2 separate regions of the Homo sapiens genome follow, and region 2 is linked to region 1. A link is an interaction called in ENCODE POLR2A ChIA-PET data of the cell type or tissue named here. Cell type or tissue: GM12878. All regions are shown on one strand. Each heading gives the region's core, and the rest is flanking DNA. Links, peaks and the distances in the headings are about the cores only. Region 1 has its middle 17 kb from the start of SMAP1. Region 2 overlaps SMAP1 (small ArfGAP 1).

Region 1 (16,273 bases), core at 3,858-11,857:
ATTAGCCAGGCATGGTGGCGGCCGCCTATAGTCCCAGCTACTCAGGAGGCTGAGGCAGGAGAATGGTGTGAACCCAGGAGGCGGAGCTTGCAGTAAGGCGAGATCGCACCACTGCACTCCAGCCTGGGCGACAGAGTGAGACTCTGTCTCAAAAAACAACAACTACAATATATTTTTTAGTTATTTCTATGCTTCGAGCACTGTGATAGGTACTAGGGATAAAACTTAGTAAATAAAACAGTCATACCCTGATCCCTCACTCCTAAAGTAGTTTATTGTCCATATTTTATAGTGAGGATCAGCTTCCCTCACTGTCACCTTAGAGATCTCCAGAGCCTATACCACTAATGCACATGGCAAGCCCTTAATAAATGTTTGCTGAATGAATGAGCAAATGAAGTTCAATATAGGTGCTCGCATGTGAAAACATTTAACTTTGATAAGCAGATTGAAGAAACATAACTTTTTAAGCATTTTTTTTCTAAATTAGAGATAAGGTCTTGCTCTGTCACCCAGGACGGAGTGCAGTGGTACCATCATAACTCACTGCAGCTTCTAACTCCTGGACTTAAGGAATCCTGCTGCCTCAGCCTCCTGAGTAGCTAGGCTATAGGCACATACCACCACACTCAACTAATTTAAAAAAAAAATTTGTAGAGATGGGGGTCTCACTATGTTGGCCAGGCTTGTCTCAAACTCTTGGCTTCAAGGGATCCTCCTGCCTTGACTTCCTGAAGTGCTGGGATTACAGATGTAAGCCACTGAGACTTAAGTGACGTTTTTTAAAAAAAGGGACCCTAATGCACAAAAATCCTGTTTATGTCACTCCCAATTCACTTCCAATCTTGGTCAAGTTATATTTTATTTCATGTTTCTGCCTTTTCCCCACTTAAGATTAGATTTCACAGAGTTTCTGCATCTCAATTTTGAAAGATAAATTCTAAGTAATCAGAAATACACTGTCAACTTCAAGAGCTAAAACAGTAACAACAAAACTGATCTGGGATGAAAGTTAATCAGGTAGACTCGGCTTTCACAAATCTAAACTTGGCAGTAATTTAACTTAAGCCTGGTTATTTGAAGGGAAGATAAGTGAATAAGCAATTTCATCCTACTTAAGATAAAAGACATGAACACAAGTTGGAAGATGTATGTTCTGCCTTTTTAAGGGTATAATAAACATCTATTGTTTTTGTCTGCCCAGAGTCCCTCCTCCCTTCTTCTAGCAGCACTGCCCCAATTTTACTTTGGGGAACTATTCCTCTTCCCTACTGAATACAGTTTCGAGGGCATGACTGTCAACCAAGGTCTCTGTACTAGGCATGTGACCAAATTAGGCCATACAGTGATTAAATTAGGCCATGCAGGTACTTTCCTCTTGCAAGTCGAGTTTAAGGGGATTAACCCAAAGACAGAAACAGTTGGAGATCATTCATCCCTATAGACGTCAGTTCATCTGTTTCATCCTGCTCTCTTGATCTTCACAGCTACTGTAGCTCCTGTTTTTTCTGAAGACTTAACTTTTTAGCTTTCCTTCAGATTCTTTGACTACCACCCATAAGTCTTCCAATGCATTCCTCTTTTGCTTGTTAAATTTTAAAAGTCATAGAACAGATTTATGTAGAGCACCAACATTATTGATAGTGAGCCATGCACCATTTGATGAAAGTAGAGGGGAATGTGCTATGGTCTGAATGTTTGTGTCCCCCTAGATTTTCATGTTGGAACATAACCCCCAATCTGATAGATGTGGAGCCTTTGAAGGTGATTAAGTCATCTGGACAGAGTCCTAATTAATGGTATTAGTGCCCTTCTAAAAGAGGCCCAAGGCCGGGCTCAGTGACTCACTCCTATAATCCCAGCACTTTGGGAGGCTCAGGTGGGTGGATCACCTGAGGTCAGGAGTTCGAGACCAGCCTGGCCAAAATGGTGAAACCCTGTCTCTACTAAAAATACGAAAATTAGCTGGGCATGGTGGTGAGCGCCTGTAATCCCAGCTACTTGGGAGGCTGAGGCAGGAGAATCGCTTGAACCCAGGAAGTGGAGGTTGCAGTGAGCTGAGATCACACCATTGCACTCCAGCTTAGGCAACAAGAGTGAGATTCTGTCTCAAAAAAATAATAAAAAATATAAAAATAAAAGAGGCCCAAGGGAGCTTGTTGAGCCCTTCCACCAACTGAGCAAGCAATAAGAAGGCCTCATCTATGAACCAGGGAATAGCTCCTCACTAGATACCAAATCTGCAGGTGCTTTGGTCTTGGTCTTCCCAGCCTCTAGAACTGTGAGCAATAAATTTTTGCTCTTTGTATGCCACCAAGTCTAAGATAGTTTGTTATAGATGCTCAAATGGACTAAGACAGCATGCTCTTTAAAAAGTTAGCTTCTTTTTCTGGTCTTTAAAGGAACTCATTTCTAGGCCTTTCTTCTAGGCCTTTGCAATTTGGTAACTTTGCTGGAATGAAACATTTTACACATGAAATTTTCCACCATTTTTCATTCTTGACCTTCTTACCAAAATAGTGTATATCATCTCAGTGATTCCAAACTAAAAGTAGCATAATTTTAGGAGCAAGACGGAAAGGAAATAGGCATAGGTTTATTTTAAATTGTTTAAAAATGTTATTTATTCATTTCCACCTTAGAATAGGCAGAGATTTTTTTAGGACACAAGATGCACTGACCATAAAAGAAAAAAAATTGAAATCAGACTTTATTAAAATTTAAAATTTCTGCTCTTCAAAAGACACCATTGAGAAAAAGGCAAAAGTCAGGCTATAGATTTGGAGAAAATATTTGTAATATGTGATAAATACAAAGGACTTATTTAGAGAATATATAAGGAGCACCTGCAAGTCAATAATAAAAAGGCAACCCATTAAAATGGCAAAAGACTTAAAGAGATATCTCAAAAAGATACATGAAGAACCAGTAAGCTCCTGAGACATCATTAGTAATTAGGGAATTGTACAATAAAAACTAATGAAATGCCACTTTATACCTACTAGAATGACTAAAATAAAATGAATGATAATATCAAATGGTAAGTAGGTAGTGAGGCAACTAGTATTCTCATTGCTGTTGGGAGCATAAAATTTTATAACCAGTTTGTCAGTTAAAGTTAAACATATACTTCTCCTGTGACCCAGAAATTCCACTCTGAGAAATGAAAAAAATATATTCATAAAAAGACTTATATAAGAATGTTGATAATAGCTTTAGTCACAGTAGTCAAAACCTGTAAACAACTTAAATGTTCATAAACAAGAGAATGGATAAACAAATAATGATATATTTATGCAATAAAATATTACTTATCAATTAAAAAGACAAACTAGGCCAGGCGCAGTGGCTCACGCCTGTAATCCCAACACTTTGGGAGGCCGAGGCAGGCAGATCACCTGAGGTCGGGAGTTCGAGACCAGCCTGACCAACGTGGAGAAACCCTTTCTCTATTAAAATTACAAAATTAGTTTCTGTATTGGGGAGAGGGGTTGGAAACACATAATATTTATGTTCAAGGAAGTAACAAAAGACTTGTATTGATACTGAGACCACAAAGGGCTGCATGGTACAAGGCCAGGCTGGGGAGGTAAGCAGAGATCAAACCATACAGGGCTTTTCAGTGGTCATAAAAGCCCACCACTCAGCTCTTCTGCCACAGGGGAGCACAGGCAACTGACAGTCTGAGCCACTGCTCTCCTGAATCCGCCACTGTGTTCGCACCAAGGCCATGCTTCCCCTGGGCTGCTCCCAGCCAATAACGAGCATGCACTGGTAGGGAGGGTGAGGGAAGGCAACTGATATAAGACAAGAGACTCCTTTAACAGGCAATGTTGCCTCAAAGACCCCTGCTGACCTGGCCAAAACTTTCTCAGAACTTTGCTGCCTCTTCCTACCCAATCTGAGCCTCTTCCTACCCAAATCCTCCTTCCTGCCCCGTCTCTTCCACAGGTGTTAGACCTGCCTCACAGTCTGAAAGTTCTTCTGCATTCTCTTTCTCCTGTTTATTTTTATAGACATCCCCCCTAATAAACATCTTTCAGGTCTAATCCCATCTTAGCATCTGCTTCTTGGAGAACTTGAATTAACACAGCTTTGTTAAATAAGATAAATTGCAATTAGGGAATTACCTTTATACCAAGAGTAATAGGAAGTTATTGGAGTATTATGAACTCTGACTGACATGATCAGATTTATGTTTTGAGGGAAAAAAAAAAACCTTCTTGGCAGCAGTGTAGGGAAAAGACTGGATGTAGGCAAGAGCAGATGCAGGGAGACCAGTTAAGTGCCTTTGGCAGTGGTCTAGAAGAGATGACAATAGTTGGATTAGGATGGTGGGGTTTTTTTTTATTTTTTATTTTTTTGAGATGGAGTCTCACTCTGTTGCCCAGGCTGGAGTACAGTGGCATGATCTCGGCTCACTGCAGCCTCTGCCTCCCAAGTTCAAGCGATTCTCCTGCCTCAGCCTCCTGAGTAGCTGGGATTACAGGCATGTGCCACCACTCCCAGCTAATTTTTGTATTTTAGTAGAGATGGGGTTTCACCATGTTGAACAGGCTGGTCTTGAACTCCTGACCTCAGGTGATCTGCCCACTTCGGCCTCCCAAAGTGCTGGAATTACAGCCATGAGCCACCTCGCCCAGCCAGGATGGTGGTTATAGAGATAGTAAGAAGTAGGTGAATTTGAGAAATTTAACAAGATAAAATCAACAAGTCTTGGTAATGGACAATAGAGGCAGTAAGGGAGAAGGAGGTATCAAGACTGACTCTGAAGTTTCTGCCTATGCAGCTTAGGTGGATGGTGCCATTCACTGAGCAGGGCAACACCCAGAGGTATGTTCTAGGGTGATCACAAGTCTGAAGTGCCTTTGAAATATACAAATAGAGCCCGACACAGTGGCTCAAGCCTGTAATCTCAGCACTTTGGGAGGCCAAGGCAGGTGGATTGCTTGAGTCCAGGAGTTTGAGACCAGCCTGGCCAATATGGCAAAACCCCATCTCTACTAAAAATACAAAAAATTAGCCGGGTATGGTGGCGTGCACCTATAGTCCCAGCTACTCAGGAGGCTGAGGTAGGAGAATCACCTGAGCCCAGGAAGTCGAGGCTGCAGTGAACCAAGATCGCATCACTGCACTCCAGCGTGGGCAACTGAAGTGAGACCCTGTCTTCAAAAAAAAAAAAAAAAAAAAAGCTGTCAGGCAGACAGTTGGATATCTGAGTCTGGAGCTCAGAGAAGAGGTCTGGGCTGGAAGTATACATTAGTGATTGAAAGTATAAACATGGCTGGGCACGGTGGCTCACACCTGTAATCCTAGTACTTTGGGAGGCCAAGGCGGGCAGATCACCTGAGGTCAGGGGTTCAAGACCAGCCTGGCCAACATGGAGAAACCCTGTCTCTACTAAAAATATAAAAATTAGCCGGGCATGGTGACACGGGCTTGTAATACCAGCTACTCGGGAGGGTGAGGAAGGAGAATCGCTTGAACCTGGGAGGCGGAGGTTGCAGTGAGCCAAGATCACACCATTGCACTCCAGCCTGGGGGACAAGAGCAAGACTTCTTCTCAAAAACAAAAAAAAAGGAAAGAAAGTATAACATGGTAATACATACATATATTTTTTTGAGATGGAGTCTCACTCTGTTACCAGGCCAGGCTGGAGTACAGTGGCGCAATCTTGGCTCCCTACAACCTCCGGCTCCCAGGTTCAAGTGATTTTCCTGCCTTACCCTCCCGAGTAGCTGGGACTATAGGCATGTGCCACCACACCTGGCTAATTTTTGTATTTTTAGTAGAGACGGGGTTTCACTATGTTGCCCAGGATGGTCTCGATCTCTTGACCTCGTGATCTGCCATCCTTGGCCTCCCAAAGTGCTGGGATTACAGGCGTGAGCTACAGCACCTGGCCTAAACATGGTAATATATTATCACACTAAAGAAGCTATGGAAGTAGAATAAATCACATGAGAAGGAATAACTGAGTAAAAACAGAAGATGGCCTTGGATTGAGCTTTGAGGAGCATCAATATTTATTATTAATATAAGCCAAGCATGATGAACCTGCACAGGTGTCTGAAAAGGAGCCCTCAGAGAGACAGGTGAAAATCTTTCATATTAAAATTTGTATCATTTATTTACTATTACATAACAAACCACTTAGTAGCTTAAAACTACAACTTAGGCCAGGCTTGGGAGGTAAGCAGAGATCAACCTTAGTAGCTTAAAACAATGACTATTTTACTGCTCAGAATTCCATAGGTCAACAATTATGGCTGGTCTTAGCTAGAAATTCGGTTGTCTCACCTGAAGTCACTTATGTGATTTTAATTTTCTGGTGACTCAACTGGGCTGGCTGGTTCCTGATGGCCTCCAAGCCTGGATGATTGGAATGACTGGCACAGCCAGGCCCCTCTCTTCATTTTGTTTTCTCTCTCCCCAAGGAGACTAGCCTAAGCTTGCTCACACAGCAAAAGCACCATTACAAAAGACAAGGCCAGGCTCAGTAGCTCATGCCTGTAATCCCAGCACTTTGGGAGGCTGAGGCAGGTGGATCACCTGAGGTCGGGGGTTTGAGACCAACATGGAGAAACCCCACCTCCACTAAAAATACAAAATTAGCTGGGCATGATGGCACATGCCTGTAATCCTAGCAATTCAGGAGGCTGAGGCAGGAGAATCACTTGAACCTGGAAGGCAGAGGTTGCAGTGAGCCGAGATCACACCTCCATTGCACTCAAGCCTGGGCAACAAGAGCAAAACTCCATCTGAAAAAAAAAAAAAAAAGACAAAGCCCAATGCACTAAAGGTCATATTGGCTAATATCCTATTGACCAAAGCAAGTCACATGTCCAAGCTCAGAGTAAACTTGGGAGGCAATGATATAAAAGCAGGGAGCATGGGACAAGTGATTCCTTGGGAGTCATGAAAAGTAAGAAACCACCATGGCAATTATGAATCTACAATGATTTGTTTCCCATCAAGTCTAATCTAAATTACTTTTCACCATGGAATACTACTCAGTGTTCTATCAAGCTAGTTCTTTCCTTATGCTTCATTCTTGCTGTGACCTCTACTTGAGATTCCTTCTCCATGTCCCAGCCTTCTCCATCTGGTGAATTTTACCCATTTTTTAAAGCTCACCTCATCTTCCACATTTTTGTTCATTTTACTTTGTCATCCTAGAACACCACCCCCTACTCTGCTCCCCAGTCCTAAGGCTATGCCAACATCTGACCGATTCTAATCTCAACTTCCCCATGAAGACTTCTGAAATGGCTCCAGCCTTCATGGATCTGCCTTGTCTATATAATGATCTAATAATTATACCAAACAATTTTGAACTTAATTATGTGTACTTTGTACTTTATGTAATTATGTATATTTTGTATTGTTGGCTTTAAATATACCTCTTTTCTACTAATGGATTGCAAATGTCTTGATGAAAAAAACTGTGTCCAATACTTCTTTAACATAATGGCATATAAAGATGAACAGTGTTCTCAAGAATGTTACTGTCCAACAGGGGAGACCTGCCCCACCCCCAAGTAAACAGGTGATTTTAATAGAGTACAGGTGCTATTTCAAGCATAAGTGCAGGATGCTGTGGGAAAACGGTGAACAGGTTCTAAATTTGTTGCTGTTGCTAGTATCTTTGGAGTTTTTTGGTTTGTTTTTATTTCTTAGTGGGGCAGGATGTGGTCAGGGAAGCTGATCTCTAACCTGAAAGTCCAATGATGGGTTAGCCAAAGGAGGGCGGGGCATGGAGAAGGAGTTTCAGTCTGAGGTTTTACTAAGAATGTAGGTAAAGAGGAAAGAGATATCTCGGTTCTTTAAAAACTGCAAGTACAGGACTTAAAAGCTGGGGAATAGTGAGAGAAGAGCAGTAGTGAGATTGGATGCTAAGGGCTTCAACCCTGGAAACTCCGTCCATGTTTGATATGGTCCGAATTGTCTCTGCAAGACTCATGTTGAAACCTAATCCCCATTGAAGTGATATAGAGTTGGGCCCTTGGGACAGTAATTAAGTCACGAGGGCTCCACCCTTATCAATAGGATAAGGGTAGTAATAAAATTGGCCTAAGGGAGCAGAGAGCCTCTTCGACCATATGAGGACACAGAGAAGGCACCATCTTTGAGGAACAGGCCCTTACTGGACACCGAATCAGCTGATGCCTTGATCTTAGACTTTCCAGCTTCCAGAACTATGAGAAATAAATTTTTATTGTTTATAAATTACCCAGTATAAGGTATTTTTGTTACAGCAGCCCAAATGGAGTAAGACAATGCTTTTTTGTGTTATTCATGATGCTATTTTGGAGGTAAGTATTGGCCCAGTGTCAGTAGGGCATTGAAGGAACCTCCTAATCCAAGGTCGGGATACATGAGAGGGGGTCCTCGTGGTCACGTTTTCTCAACTGCCAGACTCCTGTGCTTTATCCTGTCATTTCTGTACAATACTGAAGGAAAGGCCTGCAGAAAGACTTTAGCTCTAGCCTGTACCTTGAAAAATTAATGAAGACCTCTGTGAAAACAAGAGGTCAGGGTTACTGCTATCTCTTGCCTCAACGTGTAAGATTGTGTGAAATCATGTAGTTGGGTAACAATGATTGCAATAGGCCCAATCTCAGAGAGTGATAAAAAAAAATCCTGGGCCTTGTTCCTACACAGTAGCCACACTATAACACTGTGGTTGGTGAAAAGTAATTTTATAAGCAAGTCACCAAACAAATACTTCTCTCTATGTGATTTTTAAATAAAAATAGCTACGATCCCCAATCAACGTACAATACTAATTAGTCCCTTCTCAAATCTTATAAATGGTTAGTCAACCTCATTTTAGAAAAGGCCAGCTGTTTTGCAAAAAACTCATGAGAAGAAAAAGACAAAAATAAGTTTACTCCACCAAGCTGATTTAATGTGGGCTCCCAGGGAGATGGCAAGCATTTCAGTGATGTATCTAACACAGAATTTTCTTTAGACATTTCTGAAGCTCTAATAAGCCAGATCCTGCTGTGGAAGTAAATTAATCCCAAATACAAGTTAGGCATTTCGCAAAGTGCATTAACTCTTTCAAGTCTCCTGATCACAAAATATCCTGGAATGCCCATTAATAGTGAGATCGAATTGAATAGAGGGCAAGTGAAACATCCCTAGTTACAGTGGTCATTTGGGAAAATCTAAATGTGCTCCCAAACGACCTACTGTGTTTACATTTGAATCATTTGGAGGTGAAAGAAAATAGTTTATTTATCTGTCAGGGATCCTCATTCTGTTTCCAGTCTGAGTTCTCTCTTTCTATTAGTAATTTAGCAAATTATACAATAGCTGAACATTTACCTTGCCTCCCCGCTAAGAAATTATCAGGCATTTTCAACACTGAGGCCATATAACAAAAAATAAATTCATAAAGGTAATTTCCTGTGAGGTTAGCTTTAGTATTTTTTCACCTTTCATGTTCTAATAATAATTTTGTTTATATACAATGGTCGTAGTAACTAAGACTCAAATGGGTCAGTGACTCATCTATGTGTGTTTGTAAAAAAAAAGGGAAAGAGGCAGAAAAGTTGAATATGATTAAGGTTCATTTAATTTCAGTAATATTTCAACTAGAAAGGCGTTCAGTTAGGAATCTGTATGTAGTTATATAAAATCACAAAAAAAGGGCCGGGCGCGGTGGTTCATGCCTGTAATCCCAGCACTTTGGGAGGCTGTGGCGGGTGGATCACCTGAGGTCAGGAGTTTGAGACCAGCCTGGCCAACATGGTGAAACCTCATCTCTACTGAAAATATAAAAATTAGCCGGGCATAGTGGTGCACGCCTGTAATCCCAGCTACTTGGAGGCTGAGGCAGGAGAATTGCTTGAACCTGGGAGGCGGAGGTTGCAGTGGCCAAGATCGCACCACTGCACTCCAGCCTGGGTGACAGAGCGAGACTCTGTCTGAAAAATAAAATAAAATAAAATCACAAAAAAGAAACAACCTAAATGTTCAATAATAGGTAAGAGGAAAAATCACGTATGACAGAGCCCCATAATGGACTATTGTATAAATATTAAAGTGATATTTATGAAGAATTTATATGTCATGTAACTATATGATTACAATTACATTCTAATTAACTGGCAGAGTAAACCTCTGGAAGAAAACATATCAAAATGGTAACAGTAGTAGACTTTGAGAGAAGAACCTTTAATATTTTTCTCTACATAACAAAAATTTCAAAGTTTCAACAAAAAGAATATGGCCAGTTTTATAAATGGAAAAATTCTACTTTTAAAAAAAACACAAAAATCCATCTTAAAAATTTATATTTTACTAAAACCAAACTTAGTGACTGTAGTACCTATAGTGCTTTTACAGTTTACGTGGCACTTTTACATTTGTTCTCTACTGTCTATTGTAATTGAGACCTTAGCACACTACTTATTTCATATCATGTGAAGCTAATTGTATTCCACTTTTCACAACATGATATTAAATCTGGCAAATGTTTTAGTAGACATAGGATAATTCCCAAATGTAATTTTCTTTATGATTGCTCATAAAATACACATTATAGATGTAGTAATAAAAAAGCTTATGGAAATCATTATATTGAAGTATTTTAAAACCCTCAAAGTGCTACATTCCCTCCTCACTGATTCCTCACATAACATTTTAAACCTTTAAAACTCTCCCTCAGGCCAACACACAGAATTCCCCCACTCTCCCACTTGCTCGCCTCCAACTTTCCAGAAAAGGAAAAAAATAAGCTGAGTATATCAGGGCTGGACTCCCTCAACATCCCATCCTCACACTCGGGTTCAACTACATAATTTGCAGGGCTCAATGGAAAATGAAAATTCAGGGCCCCTTGTTTGAAAGAGCAAGAGAAACTGCAGTTGAAAGTAATAAAATACTCCATCTCAAAAAAAAAGTAATAAAATATGAAAATTTTTTTCCCTTAAAAATATTTCATTACATACAAAATAATATTTTGGGTGTCAATTTTATATAATATAATGAATAACAATATTTTATTTTATTTTTTTCTTTCTTTCTTTTTTTTTTTTTGAGACGGGGTCTCGCTCTGTCGCCCAGCTGGAGTGCAGTGGCGCGATCTCGGCTCACTGCAAGCTCCGCCTCCCCAGTCCACGCCCTTCTCCTGCCTCAGCCTCCCGAGTAGCTGGAACTACAGGCGCCTGCCACCACGCCCGGCTAATTTTTTTGTATTTTTAGTAGAGATGGGGTTTCACCATGTTAGCCAGGATGGTCTTGATCTCCTGACCTCATGATCCGCCCGCCTCGGCCTCCCAAAGTGCTGGGATTACAAGCATGAGCCACCGCGCCCGGCCTAACAATATTTTATTAATGTGACATTTTAATCACATGATTTTTCTGGTTCACTTTTCTCCAAATTTATTAGATTGTCAAAGTTTTCATTTTTAGCAATTTCATTTTCAATGCATATAATTGAAAGCAATGTCAATTATTTTTAAATGAAAGATGGCAAGTAATTTTTGATAATTCTTAATTCTGAGAAGAATGTGTTGATGCAATTGTTACTGGTGCTGTTAAGTTAATGTTTTTAAGCTACAACAACATTGAGATACATATCTGATAAATTTTGAAATATAAATTTTAGTACATCTAGAGCTGATGATTCTCAGGGAACAATTTTTCCAAAAAGATTTAACACTTCACATACATCAGTTTTGTGTTAAGTATGATTTTTATTTTAAAAGTAAATTTCTACAATGATAACTTAATGGATATTTGCTTGGCAGTGTTGCAGTAGTTAAAAACCAGAGATTCTGAACTCTGAAAGATTCTAATAAGTCAATGATATGCTTAATTGCAATGCTCATGTCTAACACTTCTATTTTACAACAATTTATTTACAAAGTTTGCCTCTTGAGCCCCAAAATTTCCTCTCCCAGGGTTCATGCTGGAAAGTTAATATTTGTGCAGATGCCACAGAGTTGGGATCCTGGGACAGATATAAAGTGGCCTCCCTCTGCAGATCCTGGGGCTGCCTCATGCTGAGCCCTGACTCTCTCCCAGGGCTGGGGCCATGGCCACAACCACATTGCTTTTGCTGCTCCTCCCACCATCACACCTGCCAATCTGGACCCAACTCTCAGCCCCTAACACCCCTTCAGGGTTCTGTGGCTCCTCAGAATGCTTCAGTTGCATGCATGTATGCCAGGCAGCCAGGCCTAAACTTGAGTGTATGTTCGCTGCTGCCAGTCATATCTTCTTTGCTCATGCATGTGTTCCATTGTCCCCTGGATTTCACTTACAAAACACAAGTTCAGAGACAACGTTATTAAGAATTTCAAAGTGGCCACAGCAGATTAAATCAAGCCTCTTCTGAGAGTGAGCCCTGTGCAACTGCCAAGACTATACTACCAAGAAGCTGGCTGGCCCTGCTCACACCTACACATTTACCTGTCCCCAGCGTTTCTCTTCTCAACTCTTCTTTCTCTTGATGCAATCCCTCCCATTACCTGAAGGAGCTTGCTTATTTCTCTCCAGTCATCCCCTAGTCATCTTCTTTCTCTCTAGCTTTTTTTTGTTTTTTTTTTTTGAGACGGAGTTTCGCTCTTGTTTTCCAGGCTGGAGTGCAATGGCGCCATCTCGGCTCACTGCAACCTCCACCTCCCATATTCAAGTGATTCTTCTGCCTCAGCCTCCCGAGTAGCTGAGATTACAGGCGTCTGCCACCATGTCCGGCTAATTTTTTCTATTTTTAGTAGAGATAGAGTTTCACCAGGTTGGCCAGGCTGGTCTCAAACTCCTGACCTCAGGTGATCCGCCCACCTCAGCCTCCCAAAGTGCTGCGATTATAGGTGTGAACCACCACGCCCGGCCTCTCTCCAGTATTTTTAAATTATCAACTTATTCTTTACTGATACCTTCTAGATAGCTGTGAGATACTCAAATCTCTCCATCTTTAAATAAGTCTATACAGAACTTTCTCCTTCCCTCTGAAGCCAGGTACTGGAATACTAGACTGACATCATTGTTTTGGCTTTCTGACTTTTTCCTTTATCTTCCATCAGACTTCTATACTCAAAACTTCACCAAAATTTGTTTTGAGCAAGGCCACCAAAGGCTTCTTGACTTCCAATCAAAAGGACTCCTTTAATTTTTATTATGGACTAAATGTTTATATTCTCCTCCTCTTATCACCAAATTCATATATTGAAGCCGCAACCCCCAATACGATAGTATTTGGAGATGGAGCCTTTAGGGAAATAATTAGATTTAGATGAGGTTATGGAGCTGGGACCCCATGATAGGATTAGTGTTCTTATAAGAAAAGGAAGAGAGACCAGAGCACTGTTTATTGCTTCCAACCACATGAAAACACAGCAAAACAGGGCTGTTTGCAAGGTGGGAAGATCAGTTCAAGGTACTGAATCAGTAGGCACCTTGATCTAGAACTTCCCAGTCTCCAAAATAAAATAAAAGTGAGAAATAAATGTCTGCTGTTTAAGCAACCCATTCTATGGCATTTTGTTATGGCAGCCTGAGTTGACTAAGCTAATCCTTATCTTACTTGGTAATTCCCCTTTCTTGAAATTCCTCCCTTAAATTCTGAAACACCACCCTCTCTCTGTTCTCATTTTACTTCCAACCATTTTGACTGTTCATGGCTCCTTTTCATCTGTGCATACTTAATGTTATCCTTATATTGTTTTTCTCCTCCCTCAGCATACTGAGAAATCCCAATGCCCAGGCTAGAACAAAGTGATATGTGTTCAAATAACTTCTGAACTCATACCTTCAACCCAAACCTCTCTCTGAGCTTTTGACCCATAAAATTTATAGCTTCCTGGGTGTCTTCACTGTGATATCCCTGGACACCTGGAACTCAGCCTGTCCAAGAGAAACTCATCTCCTCTCTATATTTGTTACACTCATCTTCATTTTTTGAGATGAAGTTTCACTCTTATTGCCCAGGCTGGAGTGCACTGGTGTGATCTTGGCTCACTGCAACCTCTGCCTCGCAGGTTCAAGCAATTCTCCTGCCTCAGCCTCCTGAGTAGCTGGGATTACAGGCACCCGCCACCATGCCTGGCTAATTTTGTATTTTTAGAAAAGACGGGGTTTCTCCATATTGGTCAGGCTGGTCTTGAACTCCCGACCTCAGGTGATCCTCTTGCCTAGGCCTCCCAAAGTGTTGGGATTACAGGTGTGAGCCAAGGCACACGGCCCATTACGCCCATCCTATCTCAGGTGGTGGCACCACCATCCAAGTGCACCCAAGTCAGAGAACAGAGGCATCCTTGACTCCCTTCTTTCCCCATATTCAATGATATACCAAATCTGAGGGATTCTGTATTTTTAAGATTTCTTGGCTTTGTCCCCTCTTTCTCCATCTCCATAGGTCTTCCCTCAGTTCAGGCCTTTGTCATCTTTCTCCACGGCTATCACAATAGTCTTTCTTTTTAACTATTCCCCCTGCTCCAGGGGTGTGCCCTATATAGCTTATCTTCTGCTTTGCTCTAAGAGTGATCTAACACAAATCAGCTTATGTTTTCCTCCACCTAAGGCTTTTCAATGATTCCTCATTGCTGCAAAATAAAGTTCCATGCTGCCTAGTGAATAATAGAAGACCTTCCATATCTGGCCCCTGTGTATTTCTCCAGCTTTTATCTCTTACATCCCTTGCTCTCACTATGTTAAACTACTAGCAGTCCTCCAAATATATCATCTTACTCTTTCTTGCTTTTATTTTCTTTTGCTGAGAAAGCTTCACCTTATTCTCTTACCCTCTTATTCTCCTCTACACACTCAGGGGCTTCTCAAATGGTCTGCCATGGACCACTAGTACATGAGATATAAAAGTACTCAGTCTCTGGAGAAGTCAGAGAAGAGCTGAGGGTGGCCCAATATGGTAAGAAATGGGCAAATTTTCTAACAGTTTGGGTGTGAGACAAAAGAGGAGTCAAGATGACTCCAAGGCTTTTTGGCCTGAACAGTGGGAAGAGTGGAGTTGCCATCAACCTTGAAGGAGGAAGACTGGGTGGTGTAAGTTTGGAAGAGCAGATAAAGTGTCAGTTTGGGATATGGTAGATTTGAGATGCTGACTAGATGGTTATATATAAGCTTAGAGTTCAGGGGACAGATCTGGACCAAAGGCAGAATCTAGGAATCATAAACATACATGCGGCATTCAATGCCATGTGGCTGGATCAGATCACCAAGGGAATGAATGGAGATAGAAAAGAAAAGTCCAAGGTCTGTGCTCTTGGATGTTCAGAAGGAATAGCCAGTGAGATAAAAGGAAAATCAGAAGAAGACTGTGGTGTCCTGGAAGTTAAGTGAAGAAATGGGTTCGAAGATGAAATCCCTGACAGATGGAGTAAAATGAGGACTGAGAATAGATGAGATTTTGCAATATGGAGCTTCAGTGGAGTGGTGGTAAGGAAAGGCTGATTAAAGAGGGTTCAAGAGAAAATGGAAGGAAATTTAAAACAGTGAATATTTTATCAACTCTTTAACAATTTTCTTTCTATAAAGGGAAAGGGAAAGAGAAAGAGGGTAGTAGCTGGTGGAGGGAGCAGGATAAAAAATGGCGTTTTTTAAGATGGGAGAAATTACAACATATATCGTATAACGAAAGAAAAATCAAGAAAAGAGTTTGAAGAAACAGGGGTAGATGGGAGAATTGCTGGAGTGTTGTCCATGGGTGGTGAAAATGGAAGGTTTCGGAGCAAGTGGAGGAGCAAGGAGCACAGTGAGGGCATCACCGGGTCAGCACACAAGTGCACAGACGCTGAGGGTTAGTGATGGGCGCAGACTTAGGGAAGCTCTCTTCTGATTGCTTCTATTCCTCAGCCAAACACACAGAAAAATAGCTAATAGTTAGCTAGGAGTGAAAACCAAGGAGAAGGTAAAGATTTTAGGGGAGATGAGAAGGTACAGTCACCAGGGAAGGTGAGAGAGTAATTTTGATGAGAGAAATATAATACCACTGCTGAGTAGAATTATAGGCATCCCTGAGCTGCTGAGTTTAAATTTAACGTAAAACTAGTTTAGGCTGGGCACAGTGGCTCACGCCTGTAATCCCTGCACTTTGTGGGGGTTGAGGCGGGCGGATCACCTGAGGTCAGGAATTTGAGACCAGCCTGGCCAGCATGATGAAACCCTGTCTCTACTAAAAATACAAAAAATTAGCTGGGCGTGGTGGTGCATGCCTGTAATCCCAGCTACTTGGGAGGCTGAGGCGGGATAATCGCTTGAACCCGGGAGGTGGGGGTTGCAGTGAGTAGAGATTGTGCCACT
Region 2 (16,273 bases), core at 3,290-11,289, 90 kb before region 1:
CATTTTTCCAGTATCATCATCTTATAGAAACATCATTGTTGCTGATGATTAAAACTTTCTTAAATTTTTAATGTATTTGTGTGGGAGGGGGGAAACTACTTGCTCTATTATTTTCTATTCATTAAAAGCTTTAAAACACAAAGACTAGGATTTTCAACTGAAAATCTTATTTCCAGCTAAATATACATATTTTTAAAAACTTTTATAAAGAAAAATGAATATTTTTAGTCCCTGGATAAATTCTTCATGGCAGTAACTCACCTCTACTACCACTTGAAATTTTCGAGAAATTTCTCTATCTTCCTCTCAAAATTCACCAGGATTTCTTGCATAGGAGCAAGCCTTTCAGGACTGGTTTCAAGATCTTTTGGATTCCAGCTGCTGGAAAAGAAGGGCCACCGTTTTTGGTCTCAGGAACTCTTTGGAAATATTTAATACAGAGTCCATTCCTTCAGTTTCATAAACTTGTTTTTTAGGGGAAGCTGTTCTCTGTTTTAATTATTTTTTTAAAGAATAAACCACACAATTCAAATTTTTTAATGATGATGTGGAATTAGAGGTAGCAGTTTTCATACTTTTCACAATTTCTAGATATTCTCAGATATTGATTTATCTGTTGCAGCATTTGCTAATTACTACAAACGGAGAGAATGTATTCTTTTTTGTAAGCAATGCAATTAAACATTGTTATGACAAAATTGGAAAAGCTTCACATTACACTCTTCTGTCATCTCTACTTACTATAATATCCATACCACTTAAAGTCCAGGAATAAACCATCACTTTCACTCTAGGTGCTTAAGGCCCAGCTCAGGAATCATCCTGGACTCTCCCCTCTTCTGCCAAAAGTCTTGGTTATTCTGACTCCTCAATATATTCTTTGTAGGCATCTCCTGTTTATCAAGTCCACTGCCATTACATTAATTCAGGATCTAGTCATCTATTGCCTAGGCTATTGCAGGAATATTTTAAGAGCTCCCTACTCTCTCCCTACTATCACTCATAAGATCAGCACCAAACCAGTCACTGGCTGTAACCTTCACCTTTACCTCCTCTGACACATATAACTGCACCTAGCACTCTGGTCACAGAACACTACTTTCTCAAACACGACATGCTTTCTTCCACCTTTCTACCTGAAAGGCCCTCAGCACATTGTGGTATGCGTTCAGTGATTGGTAAACAAATAAAGGTTACTATACAAATAATAGTGATACATTTAAAAAATATTAAAACTTACCATATGACCAGATAATACAATATTTTTTAAAAGCCACTTTCTTCAAGTACTGAAGATCACCCACCATTTAGTTAATAGAGCCAGAAGCAGAACCCAGTTCTACAGTCCCAGGCCAGTATTTTAACTATGAATGCTATCTTCTACCATTATATTCACACAAAGCAGGAAAGTGAATACACCTCTAAAATATTATGTGCAATAAAATTAATAATTATGTTTCTAGATGACTGATACATACATGTATTCTTTCAACACCACCTAACAACTTCCTGTACTCTATAGGGGGACTTAAGCCCCTATCTCCAAATAACTTATTATTTATTCTCTCTCAGTTCTACCTAAATTAGGCAGTTTAGAATTTAGACTTAAATCAGCCTCTGAAATTGAGGCAATAATTAATAGCCTATCAACCAAAAAAAATCCAGGACCAGATGGATTCACAGCTAAATTCTACCAGAGGTACAAAGAGGAGCTGGTACCATTCCTTCTGAAACTATTCCAATCAATAGAAAAAGAAGGAATCGCCCCTAACTCATTTTACCAGGCCAACATCATCCTGATACTAAAGTCTGGCAGAGACACAACAAAAAAAGAGAATTTTAGACCAATATCCCTGATGAACATCGATGCAAAAATCCTCAATAAGATACTGGAAAACCGAATCCGGCAGCACATCAAAAAGCTTATCCACCAGGATACAGTCAGCTTCAACCCTGGGATGCAAGGCTGGTTCAACATAAGCAAATCAATAAACGTAATCCATCACACAAACAGAACCAATGACAAAAACCACATGATTATCTCAACAGATGCAGAAAAGGCCTTTGACAAAATTCAACAGCCTTCATGCTAAAAACTCTCAATAAACTAGGTATTGATGGAATGTATCTCAAAATAATAAGAGCTATTTATGACAAACCCACAGCCAATATCATACTGAATGGGCAAAACCTAGAAGCATTCCCTGTGAAAACTGGCACAAGACAAGGATGCCCTCTCTCACCACTCCTATTCAACATAGTGTTGGAAGTTCTGGCCAGGGCAATCAGGCAAGAGAAAGAAATAAAGGGTATTCAATTAGGAAAAAAGGAAGTCAAACTGTCCCCATTTGCAGATGACATGATTGTATATTTAGAAAACCCCATCGTCTCAGCCCAAAATCTCCTTAAGATGATAAGCAACTTCAGCAAAGTCTCAGGATACAAAATCATGTGCAAAAATCACAAGCATTCTTATACACCAATAATAGACAAACAGAGAGCCAAATCATGAGTGAACTCCCATTCACAATGCTACAAAGAGAATAAAATACCTGGGAATCCAACTTACAAGGGATGTGAAGGACCTCTTCATGGAGACCTACAAACCACTGCTCAACGAAATAAAAGAGGACATAAACAAATGGAAGAACATTCCATGCTCATGGATAGGAAGAATCAGTATCGTGAAAATGGCCATACTGCCCAAGGTAATTTATAGATTCAGTGCCATCCCCATCAAGCTACCAATGACTTTCTTCACAGAATTGGAAAAAACTACTTTAAAGTTCATATGGAACCAAAAAAGAGCCCACATTGCCAAGACAATCCTAAGCAAAAAGAACAAAGCTGGAGGCATCACACTACCTGACTTCAAACTATACTACAAGGCTACAGTAACCAAAACAGCATGGTACTGGTACCAAAACAGAGAGATAGACCAATGGAACAGAACAGAAGCCTCAGAAATAACACCACACATCTACAACCATCTGATATTTGATAAACCTGACAAAAACAAGAAATGGGGAAAGGATTCCCTATTTAATAAATGGTGCTGGGAAAACTGGCTAGCCATATGTAGAAAGCTGAAACTGGATCCCTTCCTTATACCTTATACAAAAATTAATTCAAGATGGATTAAAGACTTACATGTTAGACCTAAAACCATAAAAACCCTATAAGAAAACGTAGGCAATACCATTCAAGACATAGGCATGGGCAAGGACTTCATGACTAAAACACCAAAAGCAATGGCAACAAAAGCCAAAATTGATAAATGGGATCTAATTAAACTAAAGAGCTTCTGCACAGCAAAAGAAACTACCATCAGAGTGAACAGGCAACCTACAGAACGGGAGAAAATTTCTGCAATCTACCCATCTGACAAAGGGCTAATATCCAGAATCTACAAAGAACTCAAACAAATTTACAAGGAAAAAACAAACAACCCCATCAAAAAGTGGACAAAGGATATGAACAGACACTTTTCAAAAGAAGATATTTATGCAGCCAACAGACACATGAAAAAATGCTCATTATCACTGGTCATCAGACAAATGCAAATCAAAACCACAATGAGATACCATCTCACACCAGTTAGAATGGCAATCATTAAAAAGTCAGGAAACAACAGGTGCTGGAGAGGATGTGGAGAAACAGAAACACTTTTACACTGTTGGTGGGACTGTAAATTAGTTCAACCATTGTGGAAGACAGTGTGGCAATTCCCCAAGGATCTAGAACTAGAAATGCCATTTGACCCAGCCATCCCATTACTGGGTATATACCCAAAGGATTATAAATCATGCTACTATAAAGACACATGCACACATATGTTTACTGCAGCACTATTCACAATAACAAAGACTTGGAACCAACCCAAATGTCCATCAATGATAGACTGGATTAAGAAAACATGGCATATGTACACCATGGAATACTATGCAGCCATAAAAATGGATGAGTTCATGTCCTTTGTAGGTCATGGATGAAGCTGGACACCATCATTCTCAGCAAACTATCACAAGGATACAAAACCAAACACCATATGTTCTCACTCATAGGTGGGAATTGAACAATGAGATCACCTGGACACAGTGTGGGGAACATCACACACCGGGGCCTATCGGGGGTGTGGGGCTGGGGGAGGGTTAGCATTAGGAGAAATACCTAATGTAAATTACGAGTTGATGGGTTGCAGCAAACCAACGTGGCACATGTATACCTGTGTAACAAACCTGCATGTTGTGCACATGTACCCTAGAACTTGAAGTATAACAAAAAAAAAAAAAGAATTAGGAGTTAAATGAAAATCCTCCACTAAGTAACATCTTAACAATTTTGTTCACTCCTTTGACATAGTGATAATCACCTACATGTAACAGAAAATTCTAAAATATGCCATTTCCAAAAAAACTATTAGTATTACTGACCTTATTTAAAGTTTAACCTTAAAAATTTTTAACAAATCAAGAGGAAAAAGAAAATATAGGGCATAATCTTGCACATTCAAATTAAAAATTTATATACTTTTTTCCAAATGGATTGCTTAAAATGCAAATCTCTTATTAAACTTCACAGATTAAATTTTGTTATAGACAGTACCACTTTCTTTCTTTACCTCAATCTTCACATGCAGGCAATACAATAACCCAATGCTATAGGCTGCTCCCATTCTCTGCTCTTCTTTGAAGATGCATTTAATGATTCTAGCAAGGGTTCAGCATCAACTGAATCTCAATTAACTTAAAAAGTTAAGCATATACCTGAGGCCCTAATTTGAGAAATGTTGTTAGCTTGATCAAATTATAATGAGAAATCCTTCCACAAAATAAGAAAAAAGGCTTTTTGGCCTATGGTTTTCTTGAATAAATGTATACCAAGAATTGTTTACTGAAAGCTTATTACGTGCCTGGTTCTACAAGACACTATGAAAATTTATCCAAGGGCCAAACCCCTAAGAGATTAAATAATATTCTAACACAGAGTTCTCCAAATTACCTTTAACTAAAATTTTATTCTATGAAATGTTGCTTATCATAAAAATTCTTTAACAGCAGAAATAATTTTCTAAGTTCCCAGAATCTCCCCAGAAAAGAGAAAACAGAAAGGCATAGGTAGAAAAACTAAAAACCAATAGATGATAGTTACAACAAAACTAACTAACTGATTATCCCCACAAACTTCAAAATGCCATCAGGTAGAAACAAACCACTACAATGACCACTAGACCTGCCAGAAACAAACCACTACAATGACCACTAGACCTGCCTGATGGCCTGCAACTAATGGGGAGTCCAATGGATCTGAGAAAAAAATACCAAAACATTCAAGAGATATATAAACTGGAAATCACAATGAACCAATCTGAGAAAAGCACAGGAAGTTGAAAAGGATTTTTCCCCAGTCTGATATGGTTTGGTTCTGTCACCACCCAAATCTCATCTTGAATTGTAGCTCCCATAATTCTCAGGCGTTGTGGGAGAGACCCAGTTGGAGATAACTGAATCATGGGGGCGGTTTTCCCCTTACTGTTCTCGTGGTCATAAATATGTCTCACAAGACCTGATGGTTTTATAAGAGGAAACCTCTTTCACTTGGCTCTCATTCTCTATTGTCTGCCGCCATGTGAGACGTGCCTTTCACCTTCTGCCATGATTGTGAGGCCTCCCCAGGCATGTGAAACTGTGAGTCCATTAAAACCTCTTTTTCTTTATAAATTACTCCAGTCTTGGGTATGTCTTTATCAGCAGCATGAAAACAGACTAATACAGTAAACTGGTACCGGGAGTGGGGCACTGCTGTAAAGATACCAAAAATGTGGAAGTGACTTTGGAACTGGGGAACAGGCAGAGGCTGGAACAGTTTGGAGGGCTCAGAAGAAGACAGGAAAATGTGGGAACATTTGGAGCTTCCTAGAGACTTGCTGACTAGCTTTGACCAAAATGCTGATAATGATATGGATGATGAAACCAAGGCTGATGTGGTCTCAGATGGAGATGAGGAACTTGTTGGGAACCGGAGTAAAGGTGACTCTTGCTATGTTTTAGGAAAGAGACTGGCTGCATTTTGCCCCTGCCCTAGAGATTTGTAAATCTTTGAACTTGAAGGAGATGACTTAGGGTATCTGGCAGAAGAAATGCCTAAGCAGCAAAGCATTCAAGAGGTGACTTGGGTGCTGTTAAAACCATTCAATTTTAAAGGGGAAACGGAGCCTAAAAGTTTGGAAAATTTGCAGTCTGATGATGCGATAGGAAAGAAAAACTCATTTTCTGAGGAGAAATTCAACCCGGTTGCAGAAATCTGCGTAAGTAATGAGGAGTCAAATGTTAATTAACAAGACAATGGGGAAAATGTCCTCAGGGCATGTCAGAGACCTTCCTGGCAGCCCCTCCTATCACAGGCTTAGGGGCCTAGAAGGAAGAAATGCTTTTGTGGGCCAGGGCCAGGGCCCCCTGCTGTGTGCAGCCTAGGGACTTGGTACCCTGCATCCCAGCTGCTCCAGCTGCGGCTAAAAGGGGCCAATGTATAGCTCAGACCATGGCTCCAGAGGGTGTAAGCCCCAAGGGTTGGCAGCTTCCCTGTGGTGTTGAGCCTGCAGGTGCACAGAAGTCAAGAATTGACTTTTGGGAACCTCCGCCTAGATTTCAGAGGATATATGGAAATACCTGGATGTCCAAACAGAAGTTTGTTGCAGGGGTGGGGCCCTCATGGAGAACCTCTGCTAGGGCAGCATGGAAAGGAAATGTGTCATGCAAGCCCCCACACAGAGTCCCCACTGGGGCACTGCCTAGTTATCTACGAGAAGAGGGTCACCATCCTCCAGACCTCAGAATGGTAGATCCAGCAACAGCTTGCACCATGTACCTGGAAAAGCCACAGGCACTCAATACCAGCCCATGAAATCAGCCAGGAGGGAGGCTATACCCTGCAAAGACACAGGGGCAAAGCCATAGGGGTGGAGCTGCCCAAGGCCATAGGAACCCACCTCTTGCATCAGTGTGGCCTGCATGTGAGACACAGAGTCAAAGGAGATAATTTTCGAGCTTTAAGATTTGACTGACCTGCTGGATTTCCGACTTGCATGGGGCCTGTGGCTCCTTCATTTTGGCCAATTTCTCCATTTGGAACAGCTGTATTTACCCAATGCCTGTATTCCCACTGTATCTAGGAAGTAACTACCTTGCTTTTGATTTTACAGGCTCATAGGTGGAAGGGACTTGCCTTGTCTTGGATGAGACTTTGGACTATGGACTTTTGAGTTAATGCTGAAATGAGTTAAGACTTTGGGGGCCTGCTGGGAAGGCATGATTGGTTTTGCAAGGTAAGGGCATGAGATTTGGGAGGGGCCAAGGGTGGAATGGTATGGTTTGGCTGTGTCCCCACGCAAATTTCATCTTGAATTGTAGCTCCCATAATTCCCATGTGTTGTGGGAGAGACCCAGTGGGAAATAATTGAATCATGGGGGCGGTTTTCCCCTTACTGTTCTCTTGGTAGTGAGTAAGTCTCATGAGAGTCAATGGTTTTATAAGGGGAAACCCCTTTCACTTAGCTCCCATTCTTGTCTGCTGCAATGTAAGATGTGCCTTTCACCTTCTGCCATGATTTGAGGCCTCCCCAGCCACATGGAACTGTGAGTCCATTAAACCTCTTTTTCTTTAGAAATTACCCAGTCTCAGGTATGTCTTTATTAGCAGTGTGAAAACACACTAATACACAGTCCAATAACAATTAAGTGTGAATGGGCCACAATAAGCTTGGAATGGGGAGAGACAGTCTAGCCCCTACAAACTCTCATATCTGACCATGAAGTTTCTCTTCCAGGATAGGACCCCAAACTGAGAAAAAGAAAAAACCTGGGAATTGACTCAAAATTGAGCAGGACAGGTATAACAGAGATAATACAAAAGGAGATGGTCCAGATAAAAGTGCAAAAAGGGAACAGAACAAGAACATCTCAACAAATGGCCTTGGGTTTTTTTTTTGTTTTTTTTTTTTTGAGATGGAGTCTCCCAAGTAGCTGGGACTACAGGCACATGCCCTATGCCCAGCTAATTTTTCTATTTTCAGTAGAGACGGCATTTTGCCATATTGGCCAGGCTGGTTCGAACTCCTGACCTCAGGTGATCCACCCACCTTGGCCTCCCAAATTGCTGGGATTATAGGCATGAGCCACCGCCTCCAGCCATGGCCTTGTTTTTAAACATTACATGAAAACAACGGAAGAGGGAGGTATGTGAAGTTAAAAAAGCTATCTTGAATAGGACTTCCTCCTAAAAGTAAAGGAAAATTAATATTGCATAAAAATGATCAGCAGAAAGAATCAAGGTAAAATCTCATATAAAGTTAATATTAAAAGGAGTAAGAATAATAGCTCTACAATGAAGACACATCTAGAAAACTTTTCCCAAAAAACAGATTAAAACTGTAACCTACTACTTCAGAACTAGCTAAAAGACATGTATGTGATGAAAAAACATATAAAATTAAAGACATGGAAAAACAGAACAACCAAATTTGAAATTTTAAAATAAGAAATATTCAGAATTAAAATGACAGAATCAAGAAAAAATTGGAAATAAAAGAAAAAACATTTCAGAAATAAACATGAAACAAAATGAACCGTAGACAACAAATAATAGTCTAAGAAAAATGGAAAGGCAGACGGAAAAAAATGTAATTTAAAAAAGTAACAAAAAGGATCCAAAAGCAAATGATAAATATTGCCATTAGGTAATAAAGATCCAACATACAGGTAAGAGGAGTCACTGAAGAAGAAAACTAAAGCAAGAGAATATTAAAAATAAACTGTAGTTCAAAAATAAACTGTAACTCAAAAAACTTCACTGAAACAAAAAAAGATATAAAACTACATACTGAAGAAGCATACCATATGTAGGTATTTTTGGTCTAAAAGAAACTCACTTTATATTTAAATATATAGTTAAACACATAAGCACAGAAGATTTATCAAACACCGAGCAAAGGAAATCTGCAGTGGGTACTAGTGTATGCATAAAAATTGATACATCTATACAACTGCTGTGCAACAAAAGATAAAGTGAGCCAGTTATATCATTTTAAATCTCTATTAGCCTCATTTAAAAAAATTAAAACAGGTAAAATTGATTTTAATTATATATTTTATTTATGTTTCTCTTCTGCAGAACTCACATGGAAAATACTATGCTTATCTCACCTTCATCCACAGACTTAAAAAATAGTGTCATGAAAACTTTTTTGCAATAAACTGATAATCTAATTACTCACCAATATCTAAGACAGCACCCAGGAGGAAGGATCAAAGCAATACATTCTTGGAATCCGCTCTAAGTAAAACAAACTTGCACATCTCATGTAAAATTTAAATTTTGACTGCCTATCAATATTCTAGGTTCTCTCCAGTTCCAGATTTTTATTTTTTAAAGATAGCAGAGGTACCACACAAATATTGTACTTTAATCAACTGTAAGTCATTTTATTTGAAAAATTAATGTCCTTCTAAATAACAAAATTTATTCCAACTTTACTTGAAATAACTATGTCAGAGTGAAAGAGCAGAAAACTTCTTTAATGTACTTAGCCACTTTCATCTCCTCTTATAATCCTAAACATCTCAATTTAACACTGAATATTGGGACAACATGACCACTAACATAAGTAGTGCCTGTAGTTTTAGTTGTTTTTTAAGCTACCGTAAAATATTTATGTTACCTATCAATACTCTTTTGCCTGTTCACTCTGTATTTGGCCTGACTAAGAATTCAAGTTGAGGCCACAGAATACAGCAAAGCTTACTTATGAAGACTGATGAAAACCCCTGATTTTGCCTTCCATAAGAAATTTTTTCTAGGAAAGATCAAAAGTTTAAATTAAGACAAGCAAGTCAATACTATGACATAGGTATTGCTAAGTTAAGTTAAAGACTACCCAGTTAGCTCATAGGTTTTTCTAGGAATAACTAGGTTACAATAGAAACCTGTATCCACTGGTTTTTTTTTTTTTTTCTTAATAGAAAATATAAACAGCAAGTGTGTTCAAAAACATTCCTTCCAGATTCAGAAAAAAAAATCTGTCTTACAGATTTAACCTGAGAATCTTTTCACACTCTTTTGACTTATGTGAGAGTGCCAACATTTTTTATCCTCTGAGGTTGAATTTCACTTTTGGTAAAAGCTGAATCACCATCACTAACCATGATATAATTTTTATGCAAAGACAAGAAATGAAAATGTTTTTGGAACTGCTATGGTAACTAAAGAAGACTGACTATACAACTAAAACATTCTCAAGAATGGAAGAAACTTCAGAGTCATCTAAACTACTCCTCATCTACCTAGTGAATGCTTAAATCCCAGCCACACGATTCCAGGTGGTTGTCCCGCCTCTTTACAAACCATTCCAGTTAAGAGTAAACCAACCTATCTTCCAAGGCAATCGATTTCACTTCTGGACAGTTTTAATTATTGAAAAATACTGCCTTTCTAGTACCTGCATATATTACCGTTGGAATTTTCATATGCTAGCTCAAGTTACCCTCCCTAAGGCTGCTGTATTTTTGGAATTTTAAAGCGAAACAGGAACATGAGGTGAAAAGGACAGAGATCAAGAAACAAAAAGAGACTATATAAAAATACAGGCTAAATGGGGAAGGGGAGTGCATGATTCTTTTTTCTCCATTCCCCATTCATCGCTAAGGATAATAAGCGTTATCTCACAGAATTTAATCAAACCAAAGACTGATTCAGCATGCCATTAAAAAATCAAGTGCATACTGTGTTCCTAGCATAGTGGAAGCCACCACAGCACTACAAAGACACATATGATAAATGTTCTAACTGCTGGAAACTTACAATTTAGTTAGATATAAGCAAAGGTAACAATATATGGTACTTGCCATAGATAATTGAGCACATACTACATACAGAAGAATCTTTTATTAAAGTAGAGATTTAAGCTGGGCTTTAAAGAATAGGAAGGATCTGGTTTGCCACAAGGAATATGCAAAATACATTTCCGGCCAAGCACGGTGGTTCATGCCAGTAATTCCAGCACTTTGGGAGGCCAAGGCAGGTGGATCACCTGAGGTCAGGACGCTGAGACCAGCCGGGCCAACATGACGAAACCCTGTCTCTACTAAAAATACAAAAAAAAATTTAGCCAGGCATGGTGGCTCATGCCTGTAGTCCCAGCTACTTGGGAGGCTGAGGCAGGAGAATCACTTGAACCCAGGAGGTGAAGGTTGCAGTGAGATGAGATTGTGCCACTGCACTCCAGCCTAGGTGACAGAGCAAAATTCCATCACAAAAACAACAAACAAAAAATACATTTCCAACAAGGACAATAGCACAACCAAAACAAAACAAAAGAACACACTATCAGATTGTTTCAGCAGAAAGAACTGTCTGGTACAGCCAAAGCTATTTGTTGTAAAGCATCTGAAGTAAGGTCAAAGACAAATGATGAAGCCAGAAGGCAGAGGAACATGAAGACCAGTTTAATGAAAATAAAAAGTTTTATGAGTCTCACAGAAGAATCAATGCAAATTTCTTAGGATGGAAGTAAAATAACCAAAGCAATGTTCTAGGAAAATTACTCTGAATGCACTGTGTAAAACAAATGGAGATGTGACACTGATGAGAACATCAGAAATAAGGCAAAGCCTTGGACTTGTCGGAGAAATGAAACTAGAAAGCAGCAGAAGCAAGAAAAGAATTAAGAACACAGAAGTAAAAGGGAGAAAGGAGTAAGAACCATAGAATATACAAGTTTTTAAGAGTAACTGGAACAATGACATTAACTTTCTTTCCAAACAGCTCATTATTTCAATTTTAGTTTGTCAAGCTGCAAGTAGAATAAAGACATCTACTAATCTTAATATTTACAAATGCTAAACATTAATAACTATCACTATAGACCAAATTTCCATACTGAAACAATTTCATAAATCCTTGTTTCCTGTATCCATATGGCATATACAGGGATTTGTTTGATACTGCTATAAAACAACAGTTAATTCTGGTATTCCATTCTTTACTCCACCCAAATGTATAATATCTTGGGTGGGGGGAGGGGAAGGAAGCTATAGTATTTATAAAAGTATAAAAAACTTGGTCCTTTCCAAAAATTTGAGAAGTACGTGACAATAAACCCAAGACCAAACACAATTAATCTGACCATGAACCACATTAAAAGAACTTTTAAGACTTTTTTACAGTGAGTAACTTTATTTCTATGTTATTAAAAATCAAAGTAAGTTTTGGGTAACAACTATTTTCTTTTAAAAATAAGCATACAGCAATTCTAACAGCTGTACATGTTGTGCTCTAAAAACTGAAACACATAACATATACATAAATAACAGATAAAAATATGGTACATATAATATCAGTTTATAAGTAACCTTGAGGAAAAACTTAGTATTTACATTTTACAGAATTATACACACACACACACACAAAGAACATTTTTATTTAACAGCTTGACTGGGCTCAAAGATTAAATCATGTTTCCATATTTACTAATAAAAGGTATTTTTAAAAAAATAGAGCTAGCCAAAACAGTATCATCTTTGAAAATTAGAAACACAATTATGAAATGTTGCAGGGAAAGACAAAGGGTATAACTATGTAACTATGTACAGTAAAAGTATTTCTCTTAGTTCCATAAATAAATACCTCCCAAGTACTTCTTTTTTAGGCTGAGTCTCACTCTATAACTCATGGCGGAGTGCAGTGGCAGGATCTTGGCTTACTGCAAGCTCCACCTGCCAGGCTCAAGTGATTCTCCCACCTCACTTTCCAGAGTAGCTGGGACTACGGGTGTGTGTTACCACACCCTGCTAATTTTCGTATTTTTAGTAGAGACGGGGCTTCGTAATGTTGGCCAGGCTGGTCTCAAACTCTCGGATCTGCCCACTTTGGCCACCCAAAGTTCTGGGATTACAGGAGTGAGCCACCGCTCCTGGCCTCAAGCACTTTTTATATCAAAGAAATTATTATAAAATATCATATGAATATGGAACATTATATCACATTGTGATCATCACTTTTGCCCATCTGAATTAAACGTCAAAGTTAATAGGAACAGCCTCCAAAAAGACAGACATTTTAATGTATAGCAAAACTAACCCAATGGGATAGAAATCAGTGTAGTGTATGCCCCTGGGGGACTTGACTGGAAATTGGCATGAAGGAACTTTCTAGTGTGACAGAAATGCTCTATCTTCACTGGGGTATTGGTGACATCATACAGACATTTGCCAAGACTCATAAAACTAAATGAGATCTGTGAACTGTTCTCTCTGTAATTATAAGTCAAGTTTTTTCTTTTTTTGGTTTTATACGTTTATTTTCAGAGTAAAACAATTACACAATTTAAACCCAGGTCTAACAGAATTACTCTGCCAAAGTCAGCAATAATGCCAAAATGCATTCTCACTTCCAGACACTCACCAGTATCATCTGAGTCTTCTCCCAGTGAAGCAAAAGGGTCTGATATTTTATTCATATACATCTCTCTTATCTGCAATATAATCTACAATTTCTTGTGGACATATTAACTTTTCCATATCTATACCAGGAATTTCAAACCCAAATTTATCTTCCATGACCATGCTTACTCTCTACTTGGTCCAAACTGTCCAAGCACAGGTCTTTCATAAAGTAAGAATTCACTGAGAGCTTCTCTGGGTCAATCCTGTCACAGGGTTTCAAGATATAAAGAAGACAGTCTTCGATTCCCTCTAACATCAAAGGGGGCAAGTCACTATACTGACAGCACGACTGTGTAACTTCTACCCAGCACGTGCGCAAGCACCAAAGCCCGCTGTGGAGCCAGCTGCAAAGCCCCAGCCTCATCAGAGTCCCCACAGAGCACAGGCGATGCTGAGCAGCAGGCTGTGGCCAGCACGGGACCCGGTGCATCAGTGTGATGGCCAAGGGCAGGTGGCAGACACAAGCTGCCATGGCTACCCCGACCAGGATTTCCTACCTCAATTTTTTAAAAAGAAACACAGGAGACCGGGTCCAGTGGCTCATGCCTGTAGTCCCAGCACTTTGGGGGGCCAAGGTGGGCAGATCACTTGAGGTCAGGAGTTCGAGACCAGCCTGGCCAACATGGCAAAACCCCACCTCTAATAAAAATACAAAAATTAGCAACACATGGTGGCACGCACCTGTAATCCCAGCTACTTGGGAGGCTGAGGCAGGAGAATCGCTTGAACCCAGGAGACAAACGCTGCAGTGAGCAGACATCACACCACTGCACTCCAGCCTGAGCAATAGCATGAGTGAGACTCCGTCTCAAAAAAAAAAAGATGGGAAGAGCAGGGGAGGGGGGCCAGACAGAGCAATTCCTATCAAGAAGTTGGCAAATGCAATCAAATAATGTTCAAATACAATTTCAAATATTATTATTTAATAACTGTTTTTAAAATCCTTACATTGTAAAAAAAAAAAAATCCAATATATTGCCATGTACTTGTAACCTATGCCAAAGAAAACCAGTGAACTGCAGCCCTCTGATTACAAAATTCTACTCTAAGCTATACAGCTGCCCATCTCAAATAATTTGCTATTCATTTCCTCTCAACAACCTAATTGAGAAAAATATTTCTGAATAACTGAACTGTTGAAGGATCTCGTGTTTTATCCTTAGTTTGAAATAAGCCATTAAAAAAGCAGGATACTTCGGTCGTGAATGCTTTGTACCTCCATAACCCATTACAAACACCAAGTTATACTGTCAAGCTACACCTCACACGTTTCTTGAAAAAGAGTTACAACATCAGCTGGGCATGGTGGTGCATGCCTATAGTCACAGCTACTTGGAAGGCTGACATGGGAGAATCGCTTGAGTCCAAGAGTTTGAGACCAGCCTGGGCAACATAGCAAGACCCTGTCTCAAACAAACAAAAAAAGACTTACAACATCATGACATCTGTTACCATATTCTACAGAGATACTAAGAACACTGCCTTACAGGAAGTGTTTAAAAAGCTCTGCTTCTTTGATATAACTAGTATGTTTTCTCCTCAAGGATCTTGAAAGTACATAAAAGATTGCATTTCCCTTTATGCTCTAGCCAGCGAAAAGCTCAAAAACTAATTTAAGATGGAACCAAATAAATTATGCTTGACTTTATAGCCTGAAGATCTCCATTCTGTTTTTCTACCTTTACTTCACCCCATTCATGTAAACTATTGGGTTAAGATTCTGAGATGTATCACTGAGTCTCAACCACATATATTTATGTATTTAGCACTTCATAGTGACTTAAAAGTAATTTCAAAAGGGCATAAATAAGTGGTGTAACTTCACTGTGAATTACATAATAAGACCAGTAGAAGTACTCATTTTTACAATAGTGGCCAACCTTAAAGATAAAAAGTAAGATTTTGAGAATTTAAGACTGTCACATTGGGAAAATGGCAAACTTTTAAAACTACAAATCTACCTCTAGCAGAGTTAAACCACTCATAAGTAAGTTTAGGTTGGTCATAAGAACATTTGTTCACTGGGTTGTCTTACAACTTCTGGGCCTTGTCTGAAAACTAAGAACACCTCAGAACAGAAAGGAAATTACTCAAGTCCATTTTTAGGCTACAGGTGGTTTTTTATTTTATCTTTACCCAGGCTCCCTCCACTGAAAAAAAAATAAAACAAACTATGGAATTATACTGGCAAATTTTATCAACAAGAGAAATGATACTTTAAAAACACTTTAAAATCAACATTTTAGAAAGTATAGATTAAAAACTGACTTTACTATAGACACAAAATGAAATAAACATCTGTGAACTGAAAATTCAAATATTCCAATTTTATACGTGGCATATGCCATTTCAACATACAAAACTACTTTTCAATGTTAATCCTTAGATGCAAGAAGGGTTAAATATTTTTAAATCATTTTAAATATTTTAAATAATTTCTTGGTAACGTCATGTTTACCTGTATCTGTTCTGCTGTCCATTGGTCTAGGTTGACTGATTTGACCCTGGATATATGAACCCCAAGATTTCTATGAATTCCAGCACATCTGATGCAAATAAACACACCAATATTCCAGGAAGCCCATCGAGGACCTAATTTAGAAGAAGAAACCACAAAAAAAAGCAAATGTTAAAAACAAAAATAAACATAACAGCATATTAGAAGCATTCTCGGTTTTATATAATTATAATGGAAGCTTACAGAAGTCACATGCTCAAATTTTCAAATGGTACTGGCGGCAGTCTGCTAAGAAGACATGTGTCTTGGCAATCTTTAA

What was found. Peaks named below come from ENCODE experiments on the same cell type or tissue, not always from the same donor. Only the 100,000 strongest peaks of a DNase experiment are listed, where the experiment ranks them.
Region 2: POLR2A ChIA-PET joins it to region 1 with 5 read pairs; 1 of 35 experiments calls an interaction of 5 or more read pairs at or near these places.

Annotation. Positions count from the first base shown.
Region 1 is chr6:70,642,958-70,659,230 of GRCh38, reverse strand. No RefSeq gene overlaps it. Among named protein-coding and RNA genes, the nearest start is that of SMAP1, 17 kb to the left of the region's middle. RefSeq lists an enhancer at 1,175-1,264. In GM12878, for the core only: no CTCF peak of the experiment used is centred there; a DNase peak (open chromatin) is centred at 7,751.
Region 2 is chr6:70,732,193-70,748,465 of GRCh38, reverse strand. It overlaps SMAP1 (small ArfGAP 1), which reads right to left. Exons shown (of 11, transcript NM_001044305.3): 2 at 15,955-16,088. It also overlaps the pseudogene NDUFAB1P1. Among named protein-coding and RNA genes, the nearest start is that of SMAP1, 72 kb to the right of the region's middle. In GM12878, for the core only: no CTCF peak of the experiment used is centred there; a DNase peak (open chromatin) is centred at 7,528.